Linked DNA regions of Homo sapiens: region 2 is linked to region 1. A link is a contact called in ENCODE Hi-C or POLR2A ChIA-PET data. All regions are on one chromosome and are shown on one strand. The core of a region is the stretch at or near the end of the contact, and the rest is flanking DNA. Distances in the headings are between cores, read along the strand shown. Region 1 overlaps LOC107984215 (a long non-coding RNA gene). Region 2 holds the start of EBLN1 (endogenous Bornavirus like nucleoprotein 1).

Region 1 (5,518 bases), core at 1,136-3,635:
GGGGAAAGGGGAGGCTGCGTTTTGCAGGACTGGGCAGCTCCAGAGACAGTGGAACACCGGTGTCTTTTTGGACCCTATGGTACATAGGGGGACAGGGAAGGAGCCCGGTTTGGGCTTAACTGGGGGATGCTGGGAGTCTCTCTGGTCCAGGAGGTCTTAGGCATCTGTGTGCCTGAGGCTATCTGGGTCTCCCCAGTGTCTCCCCACACACCTGTGCCAACTTGCCCACTTCATACTTTTCCTGTTGCCTTCGATTCACAACTCGCCTTGCTCACGTCCTTCTAGAAAAAAACGGTACGTGTTGATGTCACTACCTCCCCGTGGAAGCAGGAGGGGAGGGTGGAGAAAGTGGATTTGGTCATCACTTCCGGCCCTTTAGAATCACACTGCCGGTCAGGCGTAGTGGCTCACGCCTGTAATTCCAACAGTTTGGGAGGCCGAGGTGGGAGGATTGCTTGAGCCCAGGAGTTTGAGACCAGCCTGGACGATATAGTGAGACCCCCATCTCTACAAAAAAAACTTCGAAAAAACTAGCCAGGCGAGGTGGCACGCACCTGTACTCCCAGGTACTAGGGAAGCTGAGGCAGGGAGATTGCTTGAGCCTGGGAGGTCGAGGCTGCAGTGAGCCGTGGTTGTGCCGCTGCACTAAAGCCTGGGCAACAGAGCAAGACCTCAACTCTAAAGAAAAGAAAAAAGAATCACACTTTATTATTAATTATTTTGAACCATGAGATAATAAAAAAGGAAGGACCTTTTTCCCACTTAAAAATGTTTCAGACTAATAATAATTGCTAACATTTACTGGGCTCTTACTGTGTTCTAATAATAGGTGTCAGCATTTAGAAATCTAATGTCATTTAAGGCACGCAGCAACCTGGTGCTATTGTCATCCCTATTGACAGAAGCGAAATGGTTCACCCAAAGCCACACTGCCAGCAAACAGCGAGGCTAAAATGAGGGACCCAGACAGTCTGACTTCAGAGACTGCACTTAAGTTACTTAACAGAAATTAATGTCAGTTAAGTGACAGAACTAGAACTTGAATGTAGATCCTCTGTCTCCAAATCCTATTGAATCCTCTATATCACTGTTCTTAAATTTTTTGGTCTCAGACCCCTTTATTCTCTAAATATTGAAGATTCTAAAGAATATCATTTCTGCAGTTTTTGTGTGTTGCTATTTACAGCACTATAAATTAAAGCAAAGTAATTTAAATATTTATTAATTCATTTGAAACAATAATAATAAACCCACTCCATGTAAACATAAACAACATCTTTATGAAAACATTGTCGGCCAGGCACAGTGACTCACGCCTATAATCCCGGCATTTTGGGAGGCCTAGGTGGGTGGATCACGAGGTCAGGAGTTCCAGACCAGCCTGGCTAACACGGTGAAACCCTGTCTCTACTAAAAATACAAAATTTAGCCGGGCATGGTGGCGGGCGCCTGTAATCCCAGCTACTCGGCAGGCTGAGGCAGGAGAATCGCATGAACCGGGGAGACGGAGGTTGCAGTGAGCCGAGATCACACCACCGCACACTAGCCTGGGCGACAGAGCAAGACTCTATCTCAAAAAAAAAAAAAAAAAAGAAAAAGATAAAGAAAACATTAACAAGAGAAAAAATGTTTTCATTTTCTGCTACATGTCAGTGTAATAATATTTGATACAGAAAACTTAATATAGAAAGGCACAAAGATAAAAACAAAATCACCTGAAATGCCACCACCTAAGAGGGAACGTCTGTGAATTTTGTTTTATATATTGTCCCAGCTTCCTGGGAAGATTATGAATTCCAGACATCGTGCCTTCCAGACACTGAAATAGTAACCTTAAATTGTGGCAATTTAAAAGTGCCTGTAAAATCATCGTAGGAAATCTTAAGGCTGCACCAGGACCTGAAGAGGGTCTCGGTGACCCTCGGCCACATATTTCTAGACATCACTGGAGAGCACAGAGCTCAGAGCCCATTCTAGTTTATTAATAGTATAAAGCATACACCAAAGGCAAATGATCTAGCTACATAAATTTTGTTTCCTGCCCCAGGAGCCAAAGCTAAGCCCTTCACTGCTTTATGCTAAATGTGCATTAAATTGCAGAGGGCAATTGGTGTTTCTCAGCGCTCCAAGTTTGCACCTGCCTGTTTGATACCAGGAGAGGGTGTGGCCATTTCCTCTTGAACTTTGGGTTAGAGAGAGCTGGGTATGAGGGGTGGGGTTCAGGGAAGGTGAGCGAAAGCCCACTCAGGGGTCATCAGCTGCCTGGTGGTAATTCCTGGCCAATCATTTCTCATTCTGTATCTCCCTGCGGCAGAACAGCTCTGAGCCTCCCAGGACACCACGTGATGCCTGCGTTTCATTCCATGCCAAGTTCCACATGCCAGAGAGCTGTCGTAGAACTTTGGCAGGGAGAAGTGTCTGGGCCAGTGGCCTGTGGCAGTTACTGCTCCTGGCTCTCACATCCTTTGTAGAGTTTGTAGGGAATCTAGAACTTACTGTGTCCCCTAGAGAGGGGGTCACCAGACTGACAGAAGCCTGGGGTTAGAACAGAGAAACCGGAGAGCACACAGAATTTATGGACAGAGGCAAATGGCTGGGACTATGATACCAACATCGTATTTCCTTCCTCCTTGAAGGAAGGCCAGATGCCAGCAGTTCTCTCTCACTGGTCTCTTCGTGGGGCCTGGTAGTCTACAGACCCCTAGTCACCAGATGCCATCTTGGGGAGAAATTGGGTAGGAGGCCATGCAGGGAAGGAGGAAGTCTGCCACGTCAGTTATTTATCTGAAAGAGATTATCCAGAAAGAAATAGCAACTGATAAGCAGCAAGCCGAAATTTTTCCTTTCCTTTGCTGGATATGGTGGTGAATACTCAAGAAATTTCAACCAGACCGGGCATGGTGGCTCACACTTGCAATCCCAGCACTTTGGGAGGCTGAGGCAGGTGGATCACTTGAGGTCAGGAGTTCAAGACCAGCCTACGCAACATGGTGAAACCCCGTCTCTACTAAAAAACAAACAAACAAAAACAAAAACAAAAAATTAGCCAGATGTGGTGGTGTGCACCTGTAATCCCAGCTACTCAGGAGGCTGAGGTAGGAGAATTGCTTGAACCTGGGAGGCAGAGGTTGCAGTGAGCAAGATTGCACCACTGCACTCCAGCCTGTGTGACACAGCAAGATCCTACCCCCCCAAAAAAAGTTCCACCCAATTCCAGAGAATGGTTTGTTCTTTCTTAGAAACTCATTTCTTTTAATGTTGTTTTCTCTACATGGTGACAAATGCAAGGTTTTAGTTTACAAAGACAGCATAACGTGTCCTACCCCATCTAAGACCTCACCATACAAACACCTGCTCTCTGCAACCAGTGGAAAGATCTTCCTTCAGCTGTTGGCTGTCAGCAACTTTTTGCAGACTGGTTGAAGTTGGACAGGAATGGTAGTTAGGGCCCGTGTGGTATTATCCATATGCCATATAATCAAAATTATGTTTTCACGCAGGCAGAACAAAAGCAGGATTCCAAGTAGGTCTCAGATCAGTTCCAGATCCTCATGCCAATGTCTTATATCCAGTTCCCCAGCCTCGTTTTACATTTCAGCAAAAGACTGTCTTGCAAACGCAGCGGCGCTTATATGGCCAGTGTCATCTGAGAATGCAGTGGGGTGATTTGTGGTGGGAGAGCTGTGTTAACCGGGCCCGAACTGCTATCCAATATCCCAAACATAAACCTCTTCCTGCGCGGTTGAGAAAGAAGCCAAGGCTTTTGGAAAGTTCACCTTTCATGTGCTGAAGCCTTCCAATTTCTTGGTTGCAGCTGGACATGCTCTCAGAGCAGATCAGACACTCTGGGAAAGAAAAGGGGTACCCCATTGTCCAGCCCGGATCGGGGTAGCGACAGCAGAACCTTCCAGGGACAGCCCACCTGTCTCGCCTGGCCCCGGGGCTCGGCTGAGGATGGCAGGATCCCTGGACTGATTAGCTTCTCCAGAAATAGCTTCATCCAAGAAAACGACCTTTCATCCAACAAAATGACCTTTCGACTTCTATATATTTTATCCTCCCAGCCAAGCATCCTCTCATGAGTATTTATTAAACACCTACCATGCGGCAGACATTGTGCTTGGACACACTTGCCAATTGTTTCCTCGGAACTTGTTTTCCAGGCAAAAGGAGGTGTTGATGGATTAGCTATAAGCCTTAGCTCTCTCCGAAGCGTTTCTTGACTTACGATTGGGTCTTGTAGGAAAATGCTTCATTTTAGTGACTCTTAAACCGATGCCCAGTGTTTATTTCTGATGGACAGAGATCGTGTGATTCGTGCCAGATAAAGATGGGAGCTGAGGGGATTTGCGAGAATTGTAGGTTCTACTTTTGATGTTTTTCCGCAGTAGGTGGGAAGGAGGAGTCTCCCCAAATGAGAAAGAAGTAAGACAGGAGGGGGTCCTGCAGCCTTTGCTTCCTGGGAGGCGCTTGGATGACTCACAGCAGGGAGTACGGAGCAGCCGCTGGCCGCCGCAGCCCTGGTTACTGCTGCAAATTTATCTCCCCAACTACGGCCTCTCCATCTGTTCTAATTACAAATGCAAAAAATAGCTAATTTGCAATGGCATCATAAAGAGGAAAATCTAAGTGATTTAAGAGCTGCTCTGTGTTACGTGGAGCGTGTTTTACACACTCCAGTCAGAGAGAAACTGCTTGCTCCCTGTGTTGAGAGAGTCCCCTCTTCTTGGCCAGTTTCTGATTTGCCCTGACTGTGGGAGAATTATTATAAAAAGTCACAAAGGGCAAGGAGCTGGTCCTGAGAATGGGACACACCCTACTCTGCTTCTGACAAAAGAGGCGGTCACTGTAGTTACAACTCAAGGCCAATAATCTGCCTTGATCTCTAGATTATTTCAACTTCTTGGCAAAATATGTAATGTGGACACAGTACCATGAGTCTAACTATAATACAAGTTATTTTCTTTTTTAGCCAGGCACGGTGACTCACACCTGTAATCCCAGTGCTTTGAGAGGCCGAGGGGTGGGGATTATGTGGGGCCAGGAGTTCAAAAACAGCCTGGGTAACATAGGAAGACCCCATCTCCACAAAATTTTTTTTTAATTAGCCAGGCATCGGCCAGGCACGGCGGCTCACACCTGTAAACTCAGCACTTTGGGAGGCCAAAGTGGGCAGGTCACTTGAGGTCAGGAGTTTGAGACCAGTCTGACCAACATGGTGAAACCCTATCTCTAATAAAAATACACACACAAAAAAAAACTAGCTGGGTGTTGTGGCGGGTGCCTGTAATCCCAGCCACTTGGGAGGCTCAGGCAGGGGAATTGCATGAACCCGGGAGGCAGAGGTTGCAGTGAGCTGAGATCGTGCCACTGCACTCCAGCCTGGGTGACAGAGTGAGGCTCCATCTCAAAAAAAAAAAAAAAAAAAAAAAAAAAAAAATTTAGCCAGGCATGATGGCACGTGCCTGTAATCCCAGTTATTCCAGAGACTGAGGTGGGAGGTGAGAGTGAGAGGATC
Region 2 (5,518 bases), core at 1,890-4,389, 850 kb after region 1:
CTTGGTTTTTAAAATTTTTCAAATTTTTTATTATTTGGTTTGAGATCGGGTCTTGCTTTGTCGCCCAGGCTGGAGAGCAGTGGCACGATCATAATTCACTGCAGCCTTAACCTCCTGAGGTCAAGCGATCTTCCCACCTCAGCCTCCTAAGTAGCTGAGACCACAGGTGTGTGCCACCATGCCCAGCTATTTTTTAAATTTTTTGTAGAGTCGAGGACTCCCTACGTTGCCCAAGCTGGTGTTGAACCCAGGACTGCATTTATTACCTGGCTTGTGGAATGTGCCCACTCTAACTATGGCAAATGGGGATGTGATGACGCTTTGGATCCTTTAGTATCAATGTGAATTCAAACCCTTGAAAAGTCAGGAATTCCTATTCCCCCAGTTCACCCACACAAATGGCTATATGTCCCTTTGGAAAAAGGACTGGGGGAATCTATCATATGTACTTGCTGTGGGTGATAGAATTCTTCCTGGGACCTGGTCTATCCTTCAGTTAACGAGTTCCTAGCCGGAGTAGTGGCTCGGATCCAGAAATGAGGCAGAATATGGTCATTTTTATTGGGTTGATTGGTCTCAATCTCCTGAAGATCCGTGGTTGATTTCTTTTCTTTTCTTTTCTTTGCCAGGCTGAAGTTCAGTGGCGTGCATCGTCATGGCTCGTGGCAGTCTCAAACTCCTGGGCTCAAGTGATCTTCCTACCTCAGCCTCCCAAGTAGCTTGGAGTACAGATGCATGCCACCATGCCTGGATAATTTTTAAATTTTCTATAGGGATGCGGGGGGTCTTACTACATTTCCTGGGCTGATCTTGAAACAATCCTCCTGCCTCGGCCTCCCAAAGTGTTGGGATTACAGGTGCGAGCCACCCCTCTTGGCCTCGATTTATCCTGATTGTATAATTTGAGTAATATGCTTATTGGCTGCTCATCCAAGATGTCCCTACAGATGCTATGTTCCATTAACCAGCTTCACATCTCTGTGAGTCAGACACCTCTCCCTCTTTCAATCCAAACTTGCCAGCCATTAGAATAATAGCCCACAATCTGCCCTTATCACTGCAGGACACTATCATCCCCATTGTTATCAGGGAGCCCAGTTCTGTACTAGTATCACCAATATCAGCCCAAGGCCACAGGGGACAGCCACACTGACCTTCACAGAGATGCTGGTGCCCCTCATCCCGATGACTTTATTGCTTTATTAAACAGTGTCCTCTGGCCCCTCCCACAGTCTGTCATTGGTGAGTGGGTTTTCTGGCACTCAACAGGGTATATTCACTCTAGAACATTTTCCTAACCTTTTGATCCTTTATTTTCCTGTCTGCCATGGAAGTTCCAGCACTTTCTCTCACATAATGTGGCCATGTTTTCTACAAGCTTCTAAGATCTTGTAGTGTGTTGTCACCAACTCCTAGGTTGCTTGTCAGGGTTAAATCCTGTTTCACAGGACAATGCTCTGTCTTGATTGACCCTCCTTTATCCAGCCTTATCTTCTACTCACTTTGATCCAACACCAAATATCCTGTCTTGGTTTGTGATGGTATATGTCAGCTCAGTCCTACATCTCCTTTTGAGAGCATCAACTCTTCCCTCTTTCAGCAGGCTGGCTCATGTTATGACTCAACCCTACTCATTTATCTGATGGCTCAAACAGGAGGTAGAAGTGGATCTGAAAGGAATGCCTGTGGCCTTGCAAGGCAGATGACTGCATCATCTTCAAGTGAGCGAGCAGTGCTGGTCTTTAACAGGATGAAGTGGGCCACTTCTATAGGCCCAGAGTCTGGGAGAATGTGGGAATTCAGGATGCCACCATGCCATGCCTTAAGGTCAACTTCTTCCCAACAAGGCCCTCTCCTCATTCAACCTCTTCCGAAGCTCTGTTACTCTTATTGTTGAGGCTCGGGCTTGATTCTTAGCCTCTTTTGGTGTTGGCTCATAGAAGATGAGAATCTCTTTATATGGTGTGGAAGAGGCTGTCTGACTTTGCTGCTTGCCTTTAATTGGTGATTAATTAACCTCAGCCTTTTGTTGTCTTCCTCTAGGGCATCCACTGTTGTCAGCAGCAGCCAATTCCCTAATCCTTGTAATTACCACTTTCTCTAGCTCTCAAAATCCTGATACTGCACCTGCCAGTGCATTCCCTTTTACTGGTATCCAACGCCAGCTCACACCGGGAATGTTTTAATACTTGCACCACTGTCTCATGCCAGAGGTATCCATGCTCCATCTATCCCCAGTGATGGGTCTTCAGTACCTGCCTGCCAGTGGGTGATCTGGCTGTGCCTGCGGTCTCATTTTAAAGCCACTTTCCTAGGATCACTTCCAGCACTAGCTGCTGCAGGTCAGATGCCCGGAGACTCTGAGATTTGCATGTACAGTTTATTGAAGAGTGCTCTCAGAAACAACTCCTTTGAGGAAGCCAGGGAGAAAATAGTACTGAGCAGAGGAAAAAGCCAAACTGAAATGCAGCTGCATCAGTAGCCTCAGCTGGCTCCAGGGGGAGCATTGAGGCTGAAAGAGCATTCAGAGATGTACCAATCCAAGGCACCAGGGCTGGGTCTTTGAATCGCTGCATTGAATTCAGTCATTGGATTGTGGGCTACCCTTGAAGAAGAGACATAAATGTATTGAGGCAACTTCCTTTAACCAAGGTCAATTCCAGAAAATGGATTCAGCTGTGAGCCATCAACAGCCAATAATTACTCCCAGCAACAGCCTTGAACCTGAAGGGGGACTGGGTGAGGGGCCATAGTATCCATGGCACAAGTCTCCTAGGAGTGGTTTCTTTTCTTATTATTTTTCCTTTTATATGTATTATTTCTTCCTGTCTTTTTAGGTCATTGTTGTTGTTTTTTTCTTTTTTGTTACACATTTGCTTTGTATACTTTAATTTTTTAAAAAACAGCAAAGTCATTAAGATTTATATTTAAACGACAGAGATTTTGCTATGCAGTTACATGGTTTGGCTGTGTCCACCTAAATCTCACCTTGAATTGTAATCCCAACTGTTGAGGCAGGGACTGGTAGGAGGTGATTGGATCATGGGGGTGGATTTCCCTCATGCAGTTCTCGTGATGGTGAGTGAGTTCTCACGAGATCTGACGGTTTAAAAGCATCTGGCAGTTCCCCTCGTCCTTGCTCTTTCTCTAGGTCCTGCTGCCCTGTGAGGAAGGTGCTTGCTTCTCCTCCTTCAGCCATGCTTGTAGTTTCCTGAGGCCTTCCCAGCCATGCAGAACTGTGAGTCAATTAAACCTCCTTTCCTTATAAATTACTCAGTCTCGGGTAGTATATTTACAGCAGTGTGAGAACGGACTAATACACCTAGTTACTCCTCTTTACATTATTTTCTAAATAGTCTGTATTTGTTGCTTGCTTTTTGACTTAGAAGTTATTTAGGAGAGACTTAATATTTAACCTTTTTCAAGTGGTTGTTTTTTCCAAAGTTAATTTTACGAATTTATGGTTATATCATGGTGTAGTCAGAGAATGTAGCCAACGTAGTATCTGCTTTTGTCATTTATTACAGTTTTCTGTTTTCCATTAAGTTTTGTTTCCATTTTTCTTGCGTATACCAAGGAAGATAAAAAATAACAATGCAGTTGAATCTGACAAACACATTGGTGTGTAATGAAATGTATGGTGTGCAGGATATACAGAAAAAGCAGAGGATATGTTTTTTCCTCTTTGTCTTTCTTTATATTACCAAAGTTCTTGGCACATAAGAAATGAATATGAGAACAGTATGAAAGTGAAGCAGTTCTCTTTATTCCTTTGTGCCTTCTCATACTGATCAGGGAAAAGAAACCAGGATGATAAGTTTTTGCACTGGTGAAACCCTATCTCTACTAAAAATAGAAAAATTAGCTGGGCGTGGTGGCACGCACCTATAATCTCAGATACTCAGGAGGCTGAGGCAGGAGAATCACTTGAACCCAGGAGGCGAAGGTTGCAGTGAGTCAAGATTGCACCACTGCACTGCAGCCTGAACAACAGAGCGAGACTCCGTCTCAAAACAAAAAAATATATATATACACATACATATATATATAAATAATTTCTGAGTATGTATTTATTGCTTTAAAAATCAAGCAACAGAATTGTTATTGTAATAAGCGTGAGAGGGTTTCCCAGGCAACATTGGATTCTGATTGGCTGAGTCAAGGTAAAATGATGCAGCGCACAAGTTTTGTGTTTTAGACTTGAAGCTCAAGTGTACTTACTTAGTTTTTGATCTCGATAAAATAGTCTTAAGGAAAATCATAAAAAATTTTGATTATGTGGATTTTGGCAAAACAGAGATGGAGTGCACATAGGGCAAGAAGTACTCGTGATTCTTGATTAAACTTCCAGTGTTTTGAAAATCAAGTTAAAATTTCTGAAGATTTATACTCCGTTTAATTGTATTAGCACAATTTATAAATTATTGCAACTTTTCACTAAAATCCTGTCCTTCCTCAGTCTTCATTGTATATGTCTAACCTATATTTTTAGAAGAGTTTTATGTGCCAAACTACCAATGATGAGAATTATATATTTCAAACAAATATTCTAAGTTTTTGAAATAAAACCACAAATAAATTACCTATTGTACATAGAATGTTGCCATCTAGATATTTTTCCAGAAGAGTAGAAAGTATTCTCATTTTGATGCAAGTAGCTTGTTTTCCTTAAAGAGGTTGTTGCCCTGTTTGAGTCTATTGGTGATAATTCAAAGTAGGTTATATATTATCTTTAGTTTTAAAAGATTTAACAAATCTAGATTGAAACAGTTTGAAGACTAAATGTTTACTGTAAATATAGTTGTAGAATAAAGAGTGAAGGAAAAATACATCACATATATGGATTGAGGGGTATGTTATCACTAATTTGTTTTTGTTTTTGTTTTTGTTTTGCAATGTGTTTGTACATGCCAGATGAGGTGTCCCTAAATTGGGTTTCACCGAATGACTTTTATTGGGGTAAAAAAAAAAATCATAGAAGCACAGTCACCTGCAGATAAAATATTGAAACACTGAGTCTGAAACTCTTCTCTGAATATCTGGTACTCATTATGGTATAAACCACACATCGTATAGTGCTTTACATTGTTGTTACTGTTTAATTTTTCTTAGATGTTATGAAAAATTTAAGTGTAGTTTGTTAAAGATAATTTGAAAATATAAAAAAGAAGAAAATAGTTAAACATAGTTCTAACAGTATTATGCATACAATTTTGTACTGTCATTTTCTCTTGATATCTTGTAATAATTTTCCCATATTAATATGTAATATATTTTTCCCTGCTGTGTAATATTTCATCCAGTACATATACCACAGCACACTTAACTATTCCACTATCACCAAACATTTAAGATGTTTCATTTCTTCATGGTCATACATAATGCTGAAATGAGGGTCTTTGTATATAAATATTTTTTTCTTTCATATTTAGGAAAAATTTCTTGTGTAGTGTTTTTATAAGCTACACCACTGAGGCAGAGTATTACTACATTTAAAGTTCTTGATATCTGTTGCTAA

What was found. Hi-C counts contacts between places; a loop is a spot of excess contacts on that map. ChIA-PET counts read pairs that join two places held with the same protein, here RNA polymerase II (POLR2A). Pooled maps may share reads with other maps.
Region 2: a map of ascending aorta shows a loop between it and region 1 (2.5-fold over the local background). The contact joins the promoter of EBLN1 here to the enhancer-like site in region 1. A Hi-C loop is called at or near these places in 2 of 168 maps with a recorded cell type or tissue (ascending aorta and sigmoid colon) and 13 of 50 pooled maps. POLR2A ChIA-PET finds 5 or more read pairs at or near these places in 3 of 52 experiments (PC-3 and WTC11).

What each region holds. Positions count from the first base shown.
Region 1 is chr10:23,062,563-23,068,080 of GRCh38, reverse strand. All of the region lies in intron 2 of LOC107984215 (a long non-coding RNA gene), which reads left to right. Among named protein-coding and RNA genes, the nearest start is that of MSRB2, 30 kb to the left of the region's middle. Within about 2 kb of position 2,385, at least 9 of the 41 ENCODE cell types and tissues checked have a DNase peak (open chromatin) inside an H3K27ac peak, as active enhancers do; they include ascending aorta, where a contact is called at or near this core.
Region 2 is chr10:22,215,636-22,221,153 of GRCh38, reverse strand. EBLN1 (endogenous Bornavirus like nucleoprotein 1) reads left to right here and starts at 3,139. Exons shown (of 3, transcript NM_001394757.1): 1 at 3,139-3,238.